3 separate regions of the Homo sapiens genome follow, and all the other regions are linked to region 1. Evidence: chromatin contacts called from ENCODE Hi-C or POLR2A ChIA-PET data. All regions are on one chromosome and are shown on one strand. Each heading gives the region's core, a stretch centred on a gene start or an enhancer-like site at or near the end of the contact. The rest is flanking DNA. Distances are from core to core; before and after follow the strand shown.

The links. Hi-C counts contacts between places; a loop is a spot of excess contacts on that map. ChIA-PET counts read pairs that join two places held with the same protein, here RNA polymerase II (POLR2A). Pooled maps may share reads with other maps.
Region 2: a loop to region 1 is called in a map of naive thymus-derived CD4-positive, alpha-beta T cell, with 7 times the contacts of the local background. The contact joins the promoter of ME2 here to the promoter of PIAS2 in region 1. A Hi-C loop is called at or near these places in 1 of 168 maps with a recorded cell type or tissue (naive thymus-derived CD4-positive, alpha-beta T cell) and 7 of 50 pooled maps.
Region 3: a map of CD8-positive, alpha-beta T cell shows a loop between it and region 1 (8-fold over the local background). The contact joins the promoter of CXXC1 here to the promoter of PIAS2 in region 1. A Hi-C loop is called at or near these places in 2 of 168 maps with a recorded cell type or tissue (CD8-positive, alpha-beta T cell and naive thymus-derived CD4-positive, alpha-beta T cell) and 9 of 50 pooled maps. POLR2A ChIA-PET finds 5 or more read pairs at or near these places in 1 of 52 experiments (CD8-positive, alpha-beta memory T cell).

Annotation. Positions count from the first base shown.
Region 1 is chr18:46,915,956-46,919,075 of GRCh38, reverse strand. PIAS2 (protein inhibitor of activated STAT 2) reads left to right here and starts at 1,569. Exons shown (of 14, transcript NM_004671.5): 1 at 1,569-1,754. The coding sequence starts at 1,731. KATNAL2 (katanin catalytic subunit A1 like 2) reads right to left here and starts at 1,474. Exons shown (of 18, transcript NM_001387690.1): 1 at 1,150-1,474. RefSeq lists silencers at 1,310-2,049, 2,120-2,199 and an enhancer at 1,420-2,173.
Region 2 is chr18:50,877,698-50,880,817 of GRCh38, reverse strand. ME2 (malic enzyme 2) reads right to left here and starts at 1,700. Exons shown (of 16, transcript NM_002396.5): 1 at 1,510-1,700. RefSeq lists a silencer at 1,312-1,871 and an enhancer at 1,410-1,911.
Region 3 is chr18:50,286,203-50,289,322 of GRCh38, reverse strand. CXXC1 (CXXC finger protein 1) reads left to right here and starts at 1,631. Exons shown (of 15, transcript NM_014593.4): 1 at 1,631-1,736; 2 at 2,465-2,583; 3 at 2,684-2,784; 4 at 3,066-3,120. The coding sequence starts at 1,734. RefSeq lists enhancers at 1,208-1,577, 1,688-1,777, 1,898-2,017, 2,838-2,887.

The sequences.
Region 1 (3,120 bases), core at 320-2,819:
CCTGGCCAAAACAATATGTGTGTGTGTTGTGTATATATACACAACACACACACACACACACACACACATATATATATATACACGCACACACATATATATCAAATAAACAATTACACAAATACCTACATAATTACCATGGAGACATCTCAGGAAGAAAAAGTTCAGGGTCCTAGGAGAGGTCATAACAGGGGAATTTGAATTAAAATGTGGGATGTGGGTGAGGGATGGTCTTCCTGAGGAAGTGACACTTAAAGTGAAACCTGAAGGATGAACAGGAGTTAGGAACAAAGAAGAGAGTGGGAAATTATTCTTGGTTCAAGGATCAACATTTAGAAGCCTTAAAACTTGAGGGGAGGCCGGGTGCAGTGGCTCACGCCTGTAATCTCAGTACTTTGGGAGGCCGAGGCGGGCGGATCACCTGAGGTCCGGAGTTGGAGACCAGCCTGACCAACTTGGAGAAACCTCGTTTCTACCAAAAATACAATCGCAGCTACTCGGGAGGCGGAGGTAGGAGAATCGCTTGAACCCGGGAGGCAGACATTGCGGTGAGCCGAGATCGTGCCATTGCACTCCAGCCTGGGCAACAAGAGCAAAACTCCGTCTCAAAAAAACAAAACTTGCGGGGTGCGGGGGCAGGGGAGTGGAAGGAAGACCTGGAAGTGCAGTGCGGATGAAACGAGGGGTAGTGGGAAGAGGCGGTAGGTAGGAGGCTGATTAAACAGGGCCTTAAAAGTTACATTGTTTTAAAGACCTCTCGTGTGTGGGTTCCACCCAATTCTTCAAGGAAATTGAACCCTGGACACCGTCCAGCGATTTTTCTGGCCATCTTGACTCAGCATCTTCCTTCATCCTATATCAGCACATTACGGGGGGGCCATCAAGCTTCCTTCTATCTACTTACTCTGCCTTGGCGTTTGACTCCTTCCTAGCTATCAGATTTCCCCGACTTTTTAGCATGGCCCTTCTGAGCGCTCTTATTTCACTTCTCCCCGCCCCCAACCCCACCGCCTAACTCTCCCAACTCTGCAGTCCGTGACCTTCAGGTGCCCTTCAAGGTCAGAAAAACTCGGCAAGGTTGGTACTTGCAGGACATTAGCAATTCAAAGAGGTGTCACACAACCTCACCATTAGATGGGAACAATAGCTTACCCAACACCCATATTTAGATTATTCCGCCACAACTACTCTGGGGGATGGTTTTATTTGCGGCGGCTTTCTCCGTCCATAGGCACCGCGTGAAGGGCACCGTAAGAATCTTCCCGAATGCTCCTGTCACGCGTCCCGGCCGCCTCTTCTTCCTCCCCGCCACTTCCCGAGGCCAGGCCCGCGGATAACGCCTCAGTTGCGACCCAGCTCTAGGCAGTCCGCAGGGGCCTCCGCCGGGGAGGGAAGGCACGACCTGGGGCCGAGCGGGGCCAAGCCGCGGGGCAGCACGCCGGGGCAGGCGCGGGCGGGCGCTGTCGCCGCGCGGACTGAAGGCGCGGGCGGAAGGCGGTCGCGCGGGTGGGCAGGGGGCACCGCTAGGGGCGGGGCTTCGGCGCGTCGGAGGCGGAGCTCCCGCGCCGTTCACGTGACGGGCCCGGCTGTAGCGGCGGCGGCCGCGGCGTCTTAAGCGGCGCCCAGTGCAGGATGGTGCTGGAGGCGGCGGCGGCCGTGGTGGCGGCAGCGTCGTTGGCGGCAGCGGGAGTGGGTGCGGCGGCAGCGGCGGCGGCGCCCGCGGGTGGTATAAAATGGCGGATTTCGAAGAGTTGAGGGTAAGCGGGAGTGGAGAGCGGAGGCCGCGGGGGAGGGGATGGGAGAGGAGGTGGGGAAACCGCAACGTCGCCGGCCGCCGCCTGCTCGTGCCTCTGGGGCCGGTTGGCGGAGCCCTGAGCCCCGGCCCGCGGACGAACGGGCGCCGAGGGCGCGGGGGAGGGGAGCGGGCCGGCGGAGGGCACGCGGGCGGCGCGGGGGCGGCGGGCCTGGGCCGCGGCGAGCCGGCTCCTGAGTGCTGCCAGTGGTCCGCACACCTGGCGCGGGGGGTCGGGGCGCCCTCCAGGAGGGGCACATGGGGACCCGACATCCCGGTTCGCAGTGAGGGCCGATGTGGGAAGCAACGTTTGATCTTGCACCTTCACCGGGGTGTACGTGTCTGTGGCTATTCACAAGTCTGCATGCTACTCACTTGGTGGAGGACTGTTTTCTGAAAGCTGAAGTTGCGTTTAGGAATCTCTCCTCTTCTTATGGCTGATGCTACCGTTTAGTCAGGTCTGTCACGAGAAAAGGCCCCTTCTCCCACCCTTGCCTCCTAACATCTTCGAGGAACCTAATGTTTGGGGATCCCTGCCTTCAATAATCGGCCTTAAACCTCGATATTTTCTTAGTGTTTTAGTAAGAAATCTGCAAAGTCTATGTTGTGAGGTTTGTGCACCCCTTTTACTCTTGAGGAAAAATATTTTTTTCTTCTCAGTCTTAAAACAAGATCATAACTTTATTGTTGATACCCTTGTATAGCAGAGGTCTGGAATAGGGCTGTGATGGGGGTAGAACAGAAGAGACTTTTTCCCCCCAGACTGATAACCTTTAAAGTCCTAACTAAGTGTGACGAATGAGATGGATTTGTGTGTATCGCTGAATTACTGGCGACATAAATGAGATGTTTACGGACAGAAACCCTGATTTTTTTTTTTTTTAAATGTATCAAGGTAGAGATGAGTGTAAACTTGAAATTACATTTACTGCAACTCGTTTGTGTAACACTTATGATATTAGGATTTCTTTTTCAAATAAGGAAGAGGAATCCGGTAAAAGGTTCAGTTTTGTATATTTATTGTTTTCCGCAAGAGATGGGATGGGGGAAGGATGTTGGCTGGTTACCTGCTTAGTGGACGTGAGCAAAAGAACGTATCCTCTGCTCTAAACGGAGATTGTTGGAGTTTGCACAGTGCCTGCCATATTCCCTCCTGCTGTTTCAAAAATAATTATTAAGTTCCCAGTAAACACATATTAATACATGTTATGCCCCATACTAGTTTATGCAGAGAACCATAAGTGTAGGTAAAGGGTGTTCATACTTGATAAGTTTAAGGGTTTTAGTGGCTCAGAGCCCCAGCTGTAGAGCTTTTAACACCTGTGGAGCTT
Region 2 (3,120 bases), core at 451-2,950, 4.0 Mb before region 1:
GAAATAGCTACTAAGCATAAATATATTATTCTCAAGAGAATATTTCTACAGAAGCATAGCCCAACATTTCCTATTAATGCATGATAAAAGTCATATTAGGAGCTAGGCGCGGTCGCTAACGCCTGTAATCCCAGCACTTTGGAAGGTCAAGGTGGGTAGATCACTTGAGGTCAGGAGTTCGAGACCAGCCTGGCCAATACGGCGAAGCCCCCGTCTCTATTAAAATTACAAAAATTAGCTGCCCTCAGGTGATCCACCCACGTCGGCCTCCCAGAAGTGCTGGAATTACATGCGTGAGCCACCGCGAACGGCCTATATGTATGTTTTTAAAAACAACTGTTTCTCTCATCTAATTTACAGAGTATTTGTAAATTGAAAATCAAAATTATGGGTACAACATCGCAATTAGCTTAACAACATGAGCAATGCTTAAGGAGTATACACGTTTAAGGGAGTGGGGGTGGAGGATGCAGCTATGAAGTTAGACCACTTGAGTTTGAATCTAGGCTTTGTCACGTTAAAACTGTGGTCTTAGGCAAGTTACTTAACCTACCTAAACCTTAGTTTCCTGGTTTGTAAAGTGGAGGCAGTAACAGTATCAACCTCAAAGGGTTATTTTGAGATAATCCGTGTAGAAACTAGCGCTCTGCCTGTCACTAGCAATTAATACATGCTACTATTGTTATCGTTATCAACTGCAACACTAACAGAAATAGCAATGCTATTAACCTCTTTGCTTAGAGGTGATAGCCACAAGCATCAGGAAGGTAAATCCACAGACAGAAGATGATAAAACGTTTTGTAAGAAAGCACGTGTTAATTTGATCACGCTTCTCACCACAAGCAACGTAAATTTTCTAGAATTATCTCTGGAACCAAAAAAGAAAGTCGAAACCTAGGACCACCTAGGTAACACCACATGCAGAGATAGTTATCGCCAGCGTGAAAGAAACACCTGCCAATCCCGGTCCACAGATGGCATTTAATAATAGACGGAATCGGTCCAATCTCAGAACTCTCCAGCCCGCAGCAAGTCTTTTTTTAAAGGGAGGAGCCACACACACAGCCTAACTCCTGCCGTTAACTCGGCCCGACTGAATAAAGGAGATAGGCTTGCCAAAGGGTTTCCAGCCACAGAAGTCCTTTTGTGGAGGGGTGCAGAAAGAGCGAGAAAGAGATGCTGGCGTTTGGAGGCCCAGGGCCTCGCTCCCGGGCGAGAGCGGGGCGCCCAGGCACCAGCCGGCGGAGGAACCTGGAAATCGCGCGCCGGGTAGAGCCGCGGCCGCTGGAACCTGGGTCGCCGCGATGTAGCCGGTCCCTCGCCCTCAGCCCGGACTCCGCAGACCGCTTCCCTTCCCCCAGCCCCCACCGCCAGGCCGGGAACGGCGGGGGCCGCACGCGCGGAGGCCGGAGGCGCGGCAGCGCTGGGCTCTCGGGGCCGGGCCAGGGGAGGCCGGCGCCCGCTCCTCTCCCGGACCCCCGCCCGGGCCCCACCGCGCCGGGCCTTACCAGAGGTCTCGCGCCGCGACAGGTGGTACACCCGGCGGAGAGGCCGCGCCCTGCCGCCCGCCCTGGCGATGCTCAGCTCCCGCGCCGCCCGGCCCTCCCCTTCTGCGAGCCTCCCGGAGCCGCCGTCAGCTCAGGCTCACACTGGCGCGGGCGGCCCCACACGCAGAGGCGGCCCGAAGAGCGGCCGAGAGAGGGGAGGGCGCGAGGAGCCGGCCAGCCGCGGGGCCCGGAAGGCGTGGCCCACGGTGGAGACGGACGGGCTCGCGGGCCAATTGGAGGCAGGAACCGGCCGGAGGGGCGGGCTCCGTCTGGAGGCTTAGCTGCCGGCGCTGGGGTTCCTGTCCTCCGCGCCTTCCTCAACCCAGCTCCTGGAGGTTACGGTTCTGAGGCGGGGCGGGCGGCCTCGTGGACGCGATGCTGAGGATGTGAGAAGTGCAGTGCGGAGGAGGAGGTGGAGCTCCGCCGCTCCATGAAGGAAGCCGGGGCTGGCCGACCGCGCCCCCCAGCACTCCTGGCCCGGGGGTCCCAGTCTCCGAACCCGCGGAGGCCAGGGAAGCTGGGAGTTGGGGTCTGTCCTGCCTGAGCCACAGAGGAAGGGGGAGAACGGGAGGGCAGGAGACGGCAAAGGAAGGAAGAAGAGGACCCAGGAAATGCGAGGCTTCCGCACTTCAGCGACGCTTTCACTTTCCGAGCTGTTTTGTGTGCTTAGGACTTGCTCTTCTGCAGAATTCTTTGCCACTCCTCATGGCTGCTGGCAAGGTTATTGGCCTGCGGTGAATTTACCAATCACCTCCACTGTCACAGTCACCATAAATAGATGCTCAATGTTCTGCCTCAGAAAAGCACCGGAACACTTAATTGTCTTGTCCTTGAAAGCCGCAGGGACCGTGCCTTCCAACATCCCTACCCCCGCCCTCCCAACGGTTGTGACATGGGAGGATATTTCTTCACCCTTATTTCAGAAAATGTTATCACCCAAAACTCTTTACTATAATGAGCTTGTGTACTCTTAAAACAAGGCATGGTAATGACAATTTCAAAAATAAGATGTAAAATATAAAAAAAGAGGCAAGGCAGAATAAAATTAAAAGTGATGGAAATGTAGGATTGAGAAGATGGAGTGGAAGTAGGGAAGAGTGAATTGCTCCCTCCTAAACTCTGACAATTAAATAAAATCTGGGGCAATCGCCCCTCTCTGAACATTGAAGGGTGGGGCCTGTGAGGAGGAAACTCCAGTTAGGTGATAATCCATAGGTGTGGTTGCTATAATAACCACCGCAGGCAAGGAGAGGTTATAAATATGAATGACCTAAAGTAACTCTGCTTGCCAGGAACTTACAAGATGCAGCAGGTTGGATGAAGGAAACTAAACATTACCAGTGTCTTTCTACATAAATGCTTCATTAGTAGAGGTGAAATTCTTTTGTCTTTGAAAGACAGTTGTGGGGGTGTTGGGGGGTAGATGGGGAATGGGGAGATGTTGGTCAAAGGGTAAAAAGTTTCAGGAGTAAGTTTTAGAAATATCGCACAGCATGGTGACTATAGTTCATAATGTATATTTCGCAATGGCTGAAAGAGTAGATTTAAAATATTCTCACCAAAAAGAAATAA
Region 3 (3,120 bases), core at 382-2,881, 3.4 Mb before region 1:
AAGGAAGCTAAGGGTGATTACACAAGTTCTTTTAAAGAAATTATTATTGGTGGAGGCGGCTGGCTGGCATCAGTCCATAGTTCATTGGTTGTTGTTCAGGAGACGCAGCACTAGTGAAATATAGCTGGTTTCCAGGACTGTGTGGTCATTGCAGTTTGGACCAATTCAAAGGTTCGAGGCAAGTTCCTGTTGTGTTTTAATTTTGTTTTGTTTGTTTTCCTTTTTGCAAGTTTGCAGGGAGTCCATAGAATGGCTTCCAGGCGGGCCAGGCACGCGGTGGTTCACGCCTGTAATCCCGGCACTTTGGGAGGCCGAGGCGGGCGGATCACCTGAGGTCGGGAGATCCAGACCATCCTGGCCAACACGGTGAAACCCCATCTCTACTAAACATACAAAAAAAATCAGACGGGCATGGTGGTGCATGCTTGTAATCCCAGCTACTCGGAAGGCTGAGGCAGGATAATCGCTTGAACCCGGGAGGCGGAGGTTGCAGTGAGCTGAGATCGCGCCATTGCACTCCAGCCTGGGCAACAAGAGTGAAACTCCGTCTCAAAAAATAAGTAAATAAATAAAAATAAATAAATAAATACATAATAAATAATAAATAAAATAAATAAATAAATAAATAAATAAATAAATAAAGCCTGGCTTCCAGGCTCCATCTTACAGCTGTTAACCAGAGTTACACCTGGTATATCACATTTGTATATTTGTAAATTTGTATATCACATTTCACAAGAAATAATCAGGGATGAGCATACAGATCTATGTTTAAGAATGTTCGTTGCAACTTTATTTAGAATAATATTTGAAAATGTTCTAAATGCTAAACAATAAAGAAATGGATAAGTAAACTGTGTTTAGGCTTATTGTGCAGCTTATAGAACTAAAATAAGATTTGATATTAGTTTAAGAATTGTTTTTAAATAAAAATAAAATAAATAGAAGCCGAACCGTGCCAGGCCTGGCAGAAGAATGACAAGTGGGAGGAGTAAAAGCCGGAAAGAGTGGTGGCAGGTGAAGTCGGAGACGACAGAGGAACTGGTTTCCTCCGCCCCGCAAGGCACACAGCCTGCCGACGCCCCATTAATACATGTGGAAGGGGAAAGAGACTGAATGGAGGAATGAATACAACTTGATCCAGGTCGTGCTTCGGAAGCGGTCACTTTACCTGTGAACCTCTCTGCCTGACAAACGGGCAATGTACGGAATCAACCACCAAGATGGCGGCGCCCGTGAAGAATCCGCAATTAGGTCGCCGTCATATGTCGCCTAGGAACGTACGGAATTCGACCCACGTACGGAATCGGATTCCAAGATGACGGCATCTATGAGGAAGTCACGCAGTAGGTGCAGCCATGTTGCCTGTACGTCGAGGCCGTACAAGCAGCCGCCGTACGGACTCTACTGACAAGGTGGCGGCGCCCTCGGGAAAGCCACATTAGAGCGCGGCCATGTTCCCGGCGAACATATGGATTCGGCCACCATACGGATACGATAAGCAAGATGGCGGCGCCTGAGGGGTCTTGGGGGCTCTAGGCCGGCCACCTACTGGTTTGCAGCGGAGACGACGCATGGGGCCTGCGCAATAGGAGTACGCTGCCTGGGAGGCGTGACTAGAAGCGGAAGTAGTTGTGGGCGCCTTTGCAACCGCCTGGGACGCCGCCGAGTGGTCTGTGCAGGTTCGCGGGTCGCTGGCGGGGGTCGTGAGGGAGTGCGCCGGGAGCGGAGATATGGTAAGTAGCGGGTCCAGGGAGGGGTTCGGCGGTGGAGGTCGGTCGGTTGGCAACAGTGGGGTCTGTCGGCCGACTCAGGGGTCTGTGGTGAGCCATAACCGGAGTCTGTGGACTGAACGGCGGGAGTCTATGGGCAGAATGATGAACCATCTGGGAGTTCTATGGTGAGCCACGGTGGGGGGCTCCTTAATAGAAGTTTAGTGGGGACTCCGTGTGGCAGTTCCGTGGGAAACCATGATCGGGGGTTCTTAGGGCAGAGGGATAAGCGGGTTGTAAGGAGTCACATTGAGTGGTCTGTAGTGAGCCGTGACGAGGAGTCCGTGTCCGGGTATCCGTGGACAGCCGCGACTGGGGGTGGGTGCGGGTGCCAGGTGGGTCTATGAGATAAACAGGGAGGGGTGCGTGGAGAACCGCGATGGGAAGTCCGCAGTGAGTTACGCGGGGTCTGTGAGGCGCCACGATGGAGGGTCGCCATGACCCATTAGCGAGTGTGGACGCAGGGAGCGGGTGTCGGTGGGTGCGTGATGGGAAGTATGGAGCAGAGTAATAGGATGTCAGAGGAAGGGATGGGGGTCAGTGGGGACTGTGATGGAGAGGTTTTTTGGGGGCCCCGATGTGAAATCTGCAGGCAGAGTGGGGATCCCTGCTGACCACGGTGGAGTTGTAATGGGGGGATGAGCCGCCACGGTGGGGGCTGCTTAAGGATCCGTAATGGGGGTGTCCTGCAGGAGGGAGATGGTTCAGACCCAGAGCCTCCAGATGCCGGGGAGGACAGCAAGTCCGAGAATGGGGAGAATGCGCCCATCTACTGCATCTGCCGCAAACCGGACATCAACTGCTTCATGATGTGAGCGCGGGAGAGATGGGCGGGGCTGACACTGGCAGGGTGGGGTGAGGCCGATGGGCCGCGCCCCTCACATCTCCATCGCCTGCCCCATCCTCTGCAGCGGGTGTGACAACTGCAATGAGTGGTTCCATGGGGACTGCATCCGGATCACTGAGAAGATGGCCAAGGCCATCCGGGAGTGGTACTGTCGGGAGTGCAGAGGTGAGGGCCATGGATGGACAGGGAAGGCAGGTGGGGCTTCAAGGGAGGAGGAGGAGCCACAAGGGGGGGTTATGGGGATTAGTGATACACGTCTGTGGTGAGCTGGAATGGGGCTCCATTGTGAGTAATAGAAGATCCCACGGGAAGAGGCAGCTCTGCCCTGGACAGGGGTGCAGAGTAGGTGGGTGGGTCAGTAAGGGAGCGAAGAGGAAGAAAGAGGTTTTGGGACCATTCAAGCCATCCAGTGCTCACTCACTTTGGCCCTACTCTCTGCCCCACAGAGAAAGACCCCAAGCTAGAGATTCGCTATCGGCACAAGAAGTCACGGGAGCGGGA